Regions from separate parts of the Homo sapiens genome. Here region 2 is linked to region 1. The links are chromatin loops, found by intact Hi-C in ENCODE. Cell type or tissue: ascending aorta. All regions are shown on one strand. Region 1 overlaps ST6GALNAC3 (ST6 N-acetylgalactosaminide alpha-2,6-sialyltransferase 3). Region 2 holds the start of ST6GALNAC5 (ST6 N-acetylgalactosaminide alpha-2,6-sialyltransferase 5).

The links. A loop is a pair of places that touch in the nucleus more often than their neighbours do. Peaks named below come from ENCODE experiments on the same cell type or tissue, not always from the same donor. Only the 100,000 strongest peaks of a DNase experiment are listed, where the experiment ranks them.
Region 2: it touches region 1 in a loop (2.4-fold over the local background); 2 of 110 quality-filtered maps call a loop at or near these places.

The regions. Positions count from the first base shown.
Region 1 is chr1:76,422,209-76,427,208 of GRCh38, reverse strand. All of the region lies in intron 3 of ST6GALNAC3 (ST6 N-acetylgalactosaminide alpha-2,6-sialyltransferase 3), which reads right to left. Among named protein-coding and RNA genes, the nearest start is that of ST6GALNAC3, 350 kb to the right of the region's middle. RefSeq lists an enhancer at 1,361-1,600. In ascending aorta, no CTCF peak of the experiment used is centred here; no DNase peak of the experiment used is centred here; H3K4me3 peaks cover 1,679 bases; H3K27ac peaks cover 3,966 bases.
Region 2 is chr1:76,865,343-76,870,342 of GRCh38, reverse strand. It overlaps ST6GALNAC5 (ST6 N-acetylgalactosaminide alpha-2,6-sialyltransferase 5), which reads right to left and starts at 2,863. Exons shown (of 5, transcript NM_030965.3): 1 at 2,653-2,863; 2 at 1,601-1,846. The coding sequence starts at 2,667. RefSeq lists an enhancer at 1,779-1,988. In ascending aorta, CTCF peaks have their summits at 2,060 and 2,916 (motif pointing left); DNase peaks (open chromatin) are centred at 1,172, 1,842 and 2,812; H3K4me3 peaks cover 3,782 bases; H3K27ac peaks cover 2,935 bases; H3K27me3 peaks cover 295 bases.

The DNA.
Region 1 (5,000 bases):
AGGTGGGACTTGAGAAAGTCACTAGATTTGCCCTGGTCTTAGGTTTCCTTACCCATTAAATAAGTGTGTTGTGCTCACTTCTGAGTTTCTTTGCTGAGATCTCTGTACCACTAAGGAGACCATGAAGTTGGCAACAGAGATTCTTGAGCTATGCATGAAATTCCAAAAAGCCAAACAGTAATCATTTATTTACCCAATACAAAATCTTATTTGAAACATCTACTTTTTTGGATTAAATTATATCACCTCAATGTTCCCCTGGTTATCAGAATCTCTCATGAAAGTTAAACAATCATGTGCCACACAGTGACATTTCAGTCAGAGATGAGCCGCATATATGACCATGGTCTCATAGGATTATAAACGGAGCTGAAAAATTCCTATAGCCAACTGATGTCGTAACTGTCATAGCATCATAGTACAACGCATTACTCATGTGTTTGTGGTGATGCTGGTTTAGGTAAACTACTGCATGTCCAGCCATATAAAAGTATAACACATACAATTATGTACAGTATATAATACTTGATAATGATAATAAACAACTATGTTACTAGGCTTATGTATTTACTTTATTTTTCATCATTATTTTAGAGGGCATTCTCTCTCTCTCTTTCTCTCTCTCCCTATATATATATATATGTACAGATATATATATATATATCTGTAAAACAGCTGCAGGCAGGTCTTTCAGGCAGTATTCCACAAGAAGGCATTGCTATCATAGGAGATGACAGCTCCATGCATGTTGTTGTCTCTGAAGATCTTCCAGTGAGACAAGATGTGAAGGTGGAAGACAGCGATATTGGTGATGCTGACCCTGTGTAGGCCTAGGATAATGAACTAACAATCCCAAACAACCTCATGTTACCCACTCAACAACTGGGTAGTGTCACCTATGTGTGTCAGATGCTATTTGAGGGGGCAGAGAGGTAAACAACAAGTTATGCCCTCATGGTGCTTACAGTCTAATAAGGGAAGACAGAAAATAGCAAACACATATCAGGCCATAACAAGTAACATAAAGGAAAATAGAGTTTGAAAAGCAGAAAAGGGAGAGTTGGGGGTGGGAGAGTGTTGTCAAAAAAGGGCTCTCTTATAAGGCGACATTTGAATCAAGACCTAAAGAAAATGGGGCAAAAGTCATGTAGATTTCTGGAGGGACTCCAGAAATCCTGAGTTATAGAATATATGCTTTTCAAAACAGGAAGATGATTCATCGTCTATATTATCATAAACTTTACTTAAGCTAACATATTTATGAGCTCATCTTCTGGGCTGACTCCAGGATTATAGACAAAGCACATGGTCTTGATTTCTTAACAGGGCTGTGGGCAACACAGTGAAATCTCTAGTCCATTGATTATCTGACACTGAGGTAAAGCCTGGATTTTGGCACAATACTTATTTTTGCTGCCTCAAGAACATATCTTAGTTCACTTTCTATCCTTGTGGTCAAGACATTTTTAGTTCACTTTGAGATTTGGTCTCTCTCGGCAAGGTTTCTCAGCTACTTTCATTTCTTCTCTACTGACATCCTGATGAACATGGTTTATAAATATTAAAAATAAGGAGGTGAGACCAGATGCAAAGAACTTGCCAATGAATGTCAGAAGTTCCGACGAGTTCCCAGTAAAATTAGAGAATGTGTTTCAAGTATCAGTGGATTCCCCACATCTAGAACAATGACTGACACCTACTTAGCACCCAGGGGATATGTGCTCAAGGAATGTTTGTAAAAGACTGCATTTCTGTGCTGCCTATCTCAAACCAAAATAAAAGCTCTGCCTTAAAAAAAGAGCTTGGTGTGAGTGTACGCGGGTGAGGGCGTATGGTTGTATGTTAGTAAACAGGATGTTTTCTCTTTTATGAGAAACACAGCAGCTGCTAGTTACGCTCCTAATAGGGGAAGTTGCTACTTTTGCATCCTTGAAAGCCCCTATTTGCATAGGCGCTATACAGAAGGCAGACATTAGAAATGAAAACAGTATCTGATCACCAAATCTCACTGGCACTGAAAAGTTCTGCCTCTAGTTTGTGATTTTTGAAATGTGGATGTGCTGACAACAAAATTAACTTCTCCAAAGAGCTGAGAACTCTCATCATCCCTCTCACTATAATTTACATGACTTGACAAAATTAAACTGTTATTTTCATCGGGGTGATCTGCAAAATCATAAAACGATGTGTATTTTTGGGAATGCCTAATTAACTCTCCTTAGTTCCACTGAGATTTCAGCTACGAATATAAGCATTGCAAATATCACGGAGGTGTTCACATCTAGCTTTAGCAACCACAAAGAGACTCAAAGGACTCAAAACAAAAATCTCTTTAGAAATCAGACAAGGATGAGAATTCAAATCAAATGGTGAACCTATGGGGTAAAATCAGGTATACACTGATTTGCCCAAACTTGCCTTGCATCAAATAGCCAGAAATACTTGAATAGGTGAAGCCAATATTAAGAATCAAAACAGCAGAATTACAGACCTACATACACAAGTCCATCTTTAGTAACAGTTTTAATCACAAACATTAACTAATATCGACCAAGCTGTTTGTCACAAAAGTTTGCTTTAACATATAATCAGCATCTGAAGTGAGAGCCACATTTCCTCAACAATTGCCAGCACCTTGTGTCATACTTATAAATAATGGGTTACTCCTATTGAGCACCATCTGCTTAATAGAGAAAAATGTTCATCTTAATTAGGAAACTCTTCTTATTATTTAATATTTATTGAACACCCACAATGTGCTTGGCAGCAAAAGCACCAGGAACATGATCTTTGCCCACCAAGAATCCACCTGCTAAGGAAATATGATGAACCAGTTATATAGTCATTTCTGTTTCTTAACACATTTTATGTATCTCTTTCCAGATGACAGAACTGCCAATGGTTCACTTTTGGAAGGGTCTTCTCTCCCAATTAAGATGGGATGGCGAGCTGTCAGATGAGTAATGAGTGAAGTAAAGATAAAGAGAAGATAAAGAGCAAATTAATTACAATCACTATGAAGCAAAAGTGAAATTTGCTCAATGGAATAAAATTTAATGCACTCCTAAATAAAACCAACTGTGTTTGCTATGAACTCACAGGTTAAGACTAGAAGACATATCAGAAATATAGAACATGTCATGAAAAAGTCACCTTGGAATAGCAACCATTCTTTGTTTTGCATTTACCTTCGGAGCTTTTGTACCTCCACAATGATACAGCTGATGTAGTGTAGGACACTCATTTCATTACGAGGATATTAACACCTTTGTTAGTAAAGATTTAATGGTCAAAAATCTACTATCAACTAGAAGAATTAAGATAGATTGACAATCCTTCCCAAAAGCTCCCAACTATATCCCCTTCTCTCTCTACTACCCTCCAATCAACAAAAGTTCAAGAAAATTTCATAAGTTTAATATTAAAACTGTGTAGAGAAGTATTTTAGGAGAGAATAAACAACCTATTCACGTCAGAAGAATGTTATTACATGCCTGTAATAGTGCCTTTGCATGAGTTATCTAGTAATAACTTTAGTTCTCCTTTTAGTGAAGATTATAAAGAAAAAGAAAATATGTTTTTGCTCCAATTGTTGAATATCTCAGATAAGACTGTTTTCCACATTCTAAATTTTAACCAGTTCTCTGCTCTGCATGGTTTCCATGTTTCTGTAAAGGGTTGCCTATCCATTTTGCCAGTAGAGCTTAATAAATGTTTCTGTTCTTTTTCAATGCTTCTCATTAAATTGTATGCTTCCCTCATACCACCTTCTTCATAAAAAAAGCATACAATAAATGAAAAAGAACGCTTGGCTTTGGTCATAATATTCCTTTCTTTTCAGCAATGCCAATCGCAGGGCTAGAAACTCCAAGGAAATGGCCCTAGTTATCCATTTCTAACATGATAAGTCAGAGAACTGAATGCTGTTTGTGATCTTCCGTTTGTAGATATACTTCCTAGATAACTACCTCACCCAGATAACATAGGCAAAAAAGAAATTACATATTATTGGAGGTAATGCTGTGATGATGGCAGTTGTCAAACAGTGCTAATCTGAACTACACGGCAGAAGGAAAATGACTAACTCATACACTGTCAGGGTAATAAATACCTAATGAGCAAAATTGCAAAGCAAATAGCAGGTTGAACATACACACAAATGTTGATTCTTGATTCAAAAGTCAGAGAACAGAGTGATTTGTCTCTCTGTCTAGAATGATGAAGCATCACTCCCTTATAAGCTACTGAGCAGCACCATCTGGTATAATTACAGAGGAGCAAGATCTTAAGAAAGTGAAGAATAAAATGACAGAGTTGCAGTAGGACTTTCACAGGAGGTTAAAAAACTCCTCGCCGTGAAAAATATCATAACAAAAATAGTGCTAGATGTTCGTGCAACAATATGCCAATAGAATAAAGATTATAGGACCAAATGTTCAAAATAATTGAATGTGACTTGATATCTTAGAATTCTTTATCACGGTAGTTCTTGAAGTGTGATCCCAGGACCAGCAGCAACATTGCCTGGAATTCTGTTAGAAATGCAAACTCTTGGGCCTCAATCCAAGCATACCAACCCAGAAAGTCCAGGAATGAGCCCAGCAATCTGTGTTTTAATCAGCACCCCTTGTAATTCTGATGCAAGCTCACGTTTGAGAACCGCTGTTCTACTAATCCAAATAAGAATGAGACATTTTTGCTGTTTCCCCTGGATACCAAAGAAATCAGAAATCAATTCTGTTTAAACAACTGGTCCATGTGTTGAAGAATAAAAATCAGTCAGACCAGTTCCTTGAGTGCAATGATGATCTCTTGGATAAGACAGCTTCAATACTAGCACCTTTTTGTAAAACAACAGCAGAAAAAACAGCCTTAAACTTGTAACTTAATTGCACTGTTTCTGAGTGGATGCATTTTTTTCTTTAAGCGATTAAAGACCCCCATGATAACTTTTTGCAAGTTTGCCTGAATCCTTTATTCAATTGTTTTTCCACCTCTAG
Region 2 (5,000 bases), 440 kb before region 1:
CAATAGCCATGGAAATCCATGATCTCAGTATATCCATCATACACCAGTTACACATAAACACCACAGCCATCTACAGTCAGAAGCTAATGTCTAAACTTTCCTAGAACTCCAGCCCTTATCGGTTGCTTGCACATGCAGATACAAAGCATGTAATCAATCAACAACTAAGAGCGGAAACAAAAGCTGTAATTGTAAAATTGATAGCCTTCTGCTTTTGGATTTTAAGTCTACTAACACCCCTACCCCCCAACCCCTGCTCCTGCCACAACAATAAATAAATAAATAAATAATCACTTCCTAATGAAATTGATTCCTCCTTTTTTGCTTCCCTGAATTCTTCTCATTGCAAAATTCCACTTTTTCAAAGAAGCTTTCCTTGATCTTTCCAGGGAAGTCATCGTTCTCATTTTTGCACCCCTACAGTACTGTTCATATCTAGCATTTATTACACATTTTTATCTATTGGTTTATCCATCTACACACATTTCATGGTATATTGTTCTGTCCTCAGGTATTTAAAGATCCGTAAGACTGGGTCCTGCCTTAAATTCTTTTATACCTTTCAAATCCTTAGCATTATGCATTAAACAGGTGTGTGGCAATATTTTGAATGCCACTTTTTAAAAAGTTTGGCTTTTTCACGCATGGTTAGAGTGACCTTTGCACACAAAAGGAGCATCTACTATATATTACTTCGGTTCACAACCACAAAATTTAGTAAAATAAAAAGAATAATTGGGAGATTTCAAGAAATCCTCTAGCTTTATAAAGCAGATAGAGAGTGGAATTGTGTTTTAATAAAAACATACGAGCAGCTTCAAATAATGGCGGATACATTTAAACTGTATTAAAATATCTTCAGAATCAGCAAACTTGATTAGGATTCTCCCAGAGGCTTCACACACTGAAACCAGATATTTATTATTCCAGGGAAAGGAGGCCCAATTTTAAAAAATTCATCTTATTAGTTATTAGCCACCCCATGCAGCAGCTTCCCGGAAGGCAGAGGAAGACAGGCTCACAATGATGAGTTTCAAACCAATGGAAGCTGAGTGTGTCCCTCAAGTCTTCCATGCCTGCCTGGGCACCACTCCCCAGGGCTGAGAGAATTCAGCCCAAAGCAATGCGCTGGAGAGATCAGAGGGGAACGCTGGATCCCGAGCAGTGGCCGCGGGCTGGCTGCGCTCACCCTCCGGTTCCGGGTCAGAGGAACGCTCAGGCTGGTACCCGCGCCAACCCCAGTTTCCTCCCACCAGGCAGCGACTCGGCGGCCAAACCCGAGGCTTCAGGAACCGGACCTCCATCCGCAGCTGCAATTCTGGGGATCAGGGAGTTCTAGTTCCAGGGCCGATTTCTGCTGGGAAATTAGGCTTTGGGGTCCACGCACCTCACCCCTATTTTCTACAAAACTTTGTGTCTTTCTCCAAATAAGAATTCATACCAAGTTGGAACTAGCCCACCCTACCCCAGCGGGTCCACTCCCCTCCAGCCTTCGAACGGCACCTACTCACAGCGCCTCCCAGCCCCGGGAAAGGGGGAAGGCTCAGGTGTGCGGGATCCCCAGGCTGAGTGGCGAGCGGGCTGGCGGGCATGCTGTCACCTTGTGGTCCGCCACTCCGAGGTATCCGTCCAGTGGCCGCGGTCCCGCGGGGACCCCGGGGCGCTGCTGGGTGCTGCTCTCCGCCGCCGGCTGCGAGCTGCCGGTGGCCGACGCCTGCTGCTGCTGTTGCTGCTGCTGCTGCTGCTGCTGCGGGGGCCGCTCCTTCTGGCCGCCGAGGCTGCTGTACACTAGCAACAAGCTGGTGCACATGGTGGTGAGCGCTAAACACACTGCCAGACCATGGCGCTGCGGGCGGGCGGGAGAGAGAAGAGGAGAGCGGCTGAGCGCAGACACCGGAGGAGCGCGCCCAGCGGGGACAACTGTGCGGTGGTCACTCTAGTGGGGGAGATTTGGGGCGGCCTGGGCCCCAGCCCCGCCGCACGCAACTGGGACAGAGAAAGCACCGTCCCCTAGCGTATCGCAAGGGATGCTCCGGGCGCGTCGCTGCTTTCGGCCGCCGCCGCCCAGATCTCTCGGTAGAGGGCAGGTGGTGTACGGCCCCGGGCTGAGGGAGGGAGCGCGCCGGGGCCGAGGACAGGGGTGGGTTTGCACTTTGGGGAAGGGCCCGTCTGGCGCAGCCACCCCAGCCAAGCTGCTGGAATTTTGAGTCCTTCACACCCCTCCTTTCCTGGGGCCCTGGATCCTTGCGATCCTTGCAAGTTTGAAATCTAAGAAAACGAAGAAAGTCTGCAAAGGTCCCCCCTCCCCGTCCCTCTTAGTTTTTGGCAGGCTGTTGCTTTTGGGCACCCCCATCCCTTGAGCAATCTGCCCACTCCTCCATCGCTCCTGCAGCTCTCCGCCACCCCCTCGGACCTCTCGCCGGAGATCTAGGAGGCGAGGCAACCCCGAGTTCCCATCCTGGCTCTGGGATTCCGAGCCAGGCAGAGCTGGAGAATCGGGAGGGAACGCGGAGCGGGTAGAAAGTTGTCCCTTTGTAACAGGCGACCTCGCGGCCCAGGGTTAGGCGTCTCGGAGTCTCCACGGTGCGTCCCGTGGACCCTGAGCCCGGGGATCCCCCTCTTTGCCCGGTGGAGTTGCCACAACTGACTCACCATCAGGGTCTTCATTTTGGGCACCTCTTTTGTGCAGAATCCTCAGGCTCGCGCGTCCGGGGCCACTTTTTCCTGGAGGGTTTCCATGATGGGTAATGGGGCGGAGGCGGCTCTGATTTTTGCCCAGCAGCCGGCCGCGGCAGATCGCGCGCGGGAGCCGCGGGACCCGGGAAGCGCGGCTGTTGCAGAGATTAGAGACAGAATTAAAACTGAACCGGACCCTCGTAGTCTCTCAGCGATCTACACAACTGCCGCCTGCCGCCGCCTGCTGGGTCCTAAAGACCTCTACATCCCCTTCCCCGCCCCCAAATAATAATCTTTTCAGTAGTGAAATTTCTGGGGAGAGAGAGTTAACCGAGCCAGTGTACCCACTTCTTGGTCCGCGGGCTTATTTATCTTTAAAGAAGTCATCAAGTAGTAAAGAAGGAGAACCTGATTGGATTCTGAACGTGATAGCCATGTGAAAATCTGCAACCTAAATTTTCTGTTTTGCGATGTTGATAAAAACAAATCAACCTCCCAAATGTCAATAACTCTATTTATAGCGTTTGCGTTTATGTACGTAGCATAGAGAAATACATGATGAAATTATTTTTCTTAAAAAATTATTTATTATTCCGTTTTTCAATTGCTCACTTTCTTATTTTCTCTTCTCTCTTAATTTTAATTTTACTTTATCAGATTCAGTTATTCTCATGCATTCTTTAGATAATATTTCATCTCAATTATTTCATTTATTATTTTCATTGAATATTACAATTTACATTTCTGCCTGACCTCTGAGTTTCCTAGTGTTCATCTAAATGATCTTAAAGTTTTAAAAACATTCAGCACGTCACAGCTACATGATTAACTTGACCTGTAGATTCTTCCTAATTTGGATGAAGAATTTCTGTCTGCTAGAGATAAAACTGCATATGGCTTATTTCATAATCCTAAGGTATTTGGTGCTTTCCGTTGGTCTACTGCACTGACGGCGATAGTTTCACATTCAGGACTTCAATTAAAATTAAAAAAACATAAGTATTGTTTTATGTTGGGAAAGTCACATCAATAGCTTGTTTTAAGGATGCTGTCTCCTCTGCATTGAATTACAAATGGCATTTGTTAAATGTCTAATTTAGCTAAAAACATATTTCTTGTGAAATTGCTCAGTGAAAATAGTTGTCTTAATGTATTACTTAACATCTCACCTGTAGCAGTGTAATGTTAAAGATTACATTAAGATGGAAATGATCAGCAGGCCTACTGAACCATGGGCACAATAAGAGCTTTCTCAAGGCCAAAGAAGGCATTACAATCCATTTTTAATCTTCCCTAATCTATTGCTGGACTGATGATACAACAGGAACTATTTTTATCTTATGAGGCATCCTTCCATACTTAGTATTAAGAAAGTTAAAATTATTGGTGCAATAATGAATATCAGTGCAACGTGTTTGGGAGAGGGCAAGAAAGCACACGATTTAGCCTTTCAAGGAAAAGCAAAATAGGAAGCACTGTCCAACATTGCCAGCCTTGAAACTATTTATTCAGTTTGTGCTTTAGGCATGAATAGTACCAGTTGTTAGGGCAGGAAAAGCAGCAGCCAGAGGAGAATCTTACCAGGTCTTGGCAATTCTTTATTGTATGGTTGCACTTGACACTCAAATTAATGAAACAAAGGACCAACTTGATGAATCACTGCAAGCAGATTATCTGTGTTTCTCCAGGGATCCTTTTAGATGCTATTAGAAGCAGCTCCTGCATTTTTCAGGATTATTCCCCCTCCATCTAGCAAGTTGCCCAGTGACTGATGAAACAGTTCTAATATATTTTGCCATGCCAAACAGAGGCATCATATCTATGATTTAAGTTCATGGCAGCATGTTGGACATCTGTTACACTGTATGTCTGACCAAATTCATTAAGCTTATGGGTTTTTTTTTCCCCTCCTGGGATAGCAGTTAGCTAGTTGCTAAATCTACTTATGAAATGGCCAGGGTAAATTTAAAAATGTAATTCAGAGCTTGATTTGAAAGATTTCAAGGTCTTGGCTTTTACATATTTGATTAGATTAATGCAGCCATTTCAGGCATTCTGGCTTGAGAGCCAAATGGACAAGATAGGGTGAGGGAAACGAGATAAAGAAAACAAGTCATAGAATTTACTTCAATTTGATGATCATTAATGATTGCCACTTATTTGGTGGTTCTGTATTAGAGAATACAGTGGTGAATAAGACAGACCTTCTCCTCTAAGAGCTCACAACCTAATATGTGTGTGTGTATGCACGTGTGTTGAGACAAGTTCATGACTAGGCAATAAAAGACAGAGTACTATAGATTCAACACAAATTTATCAAGCAC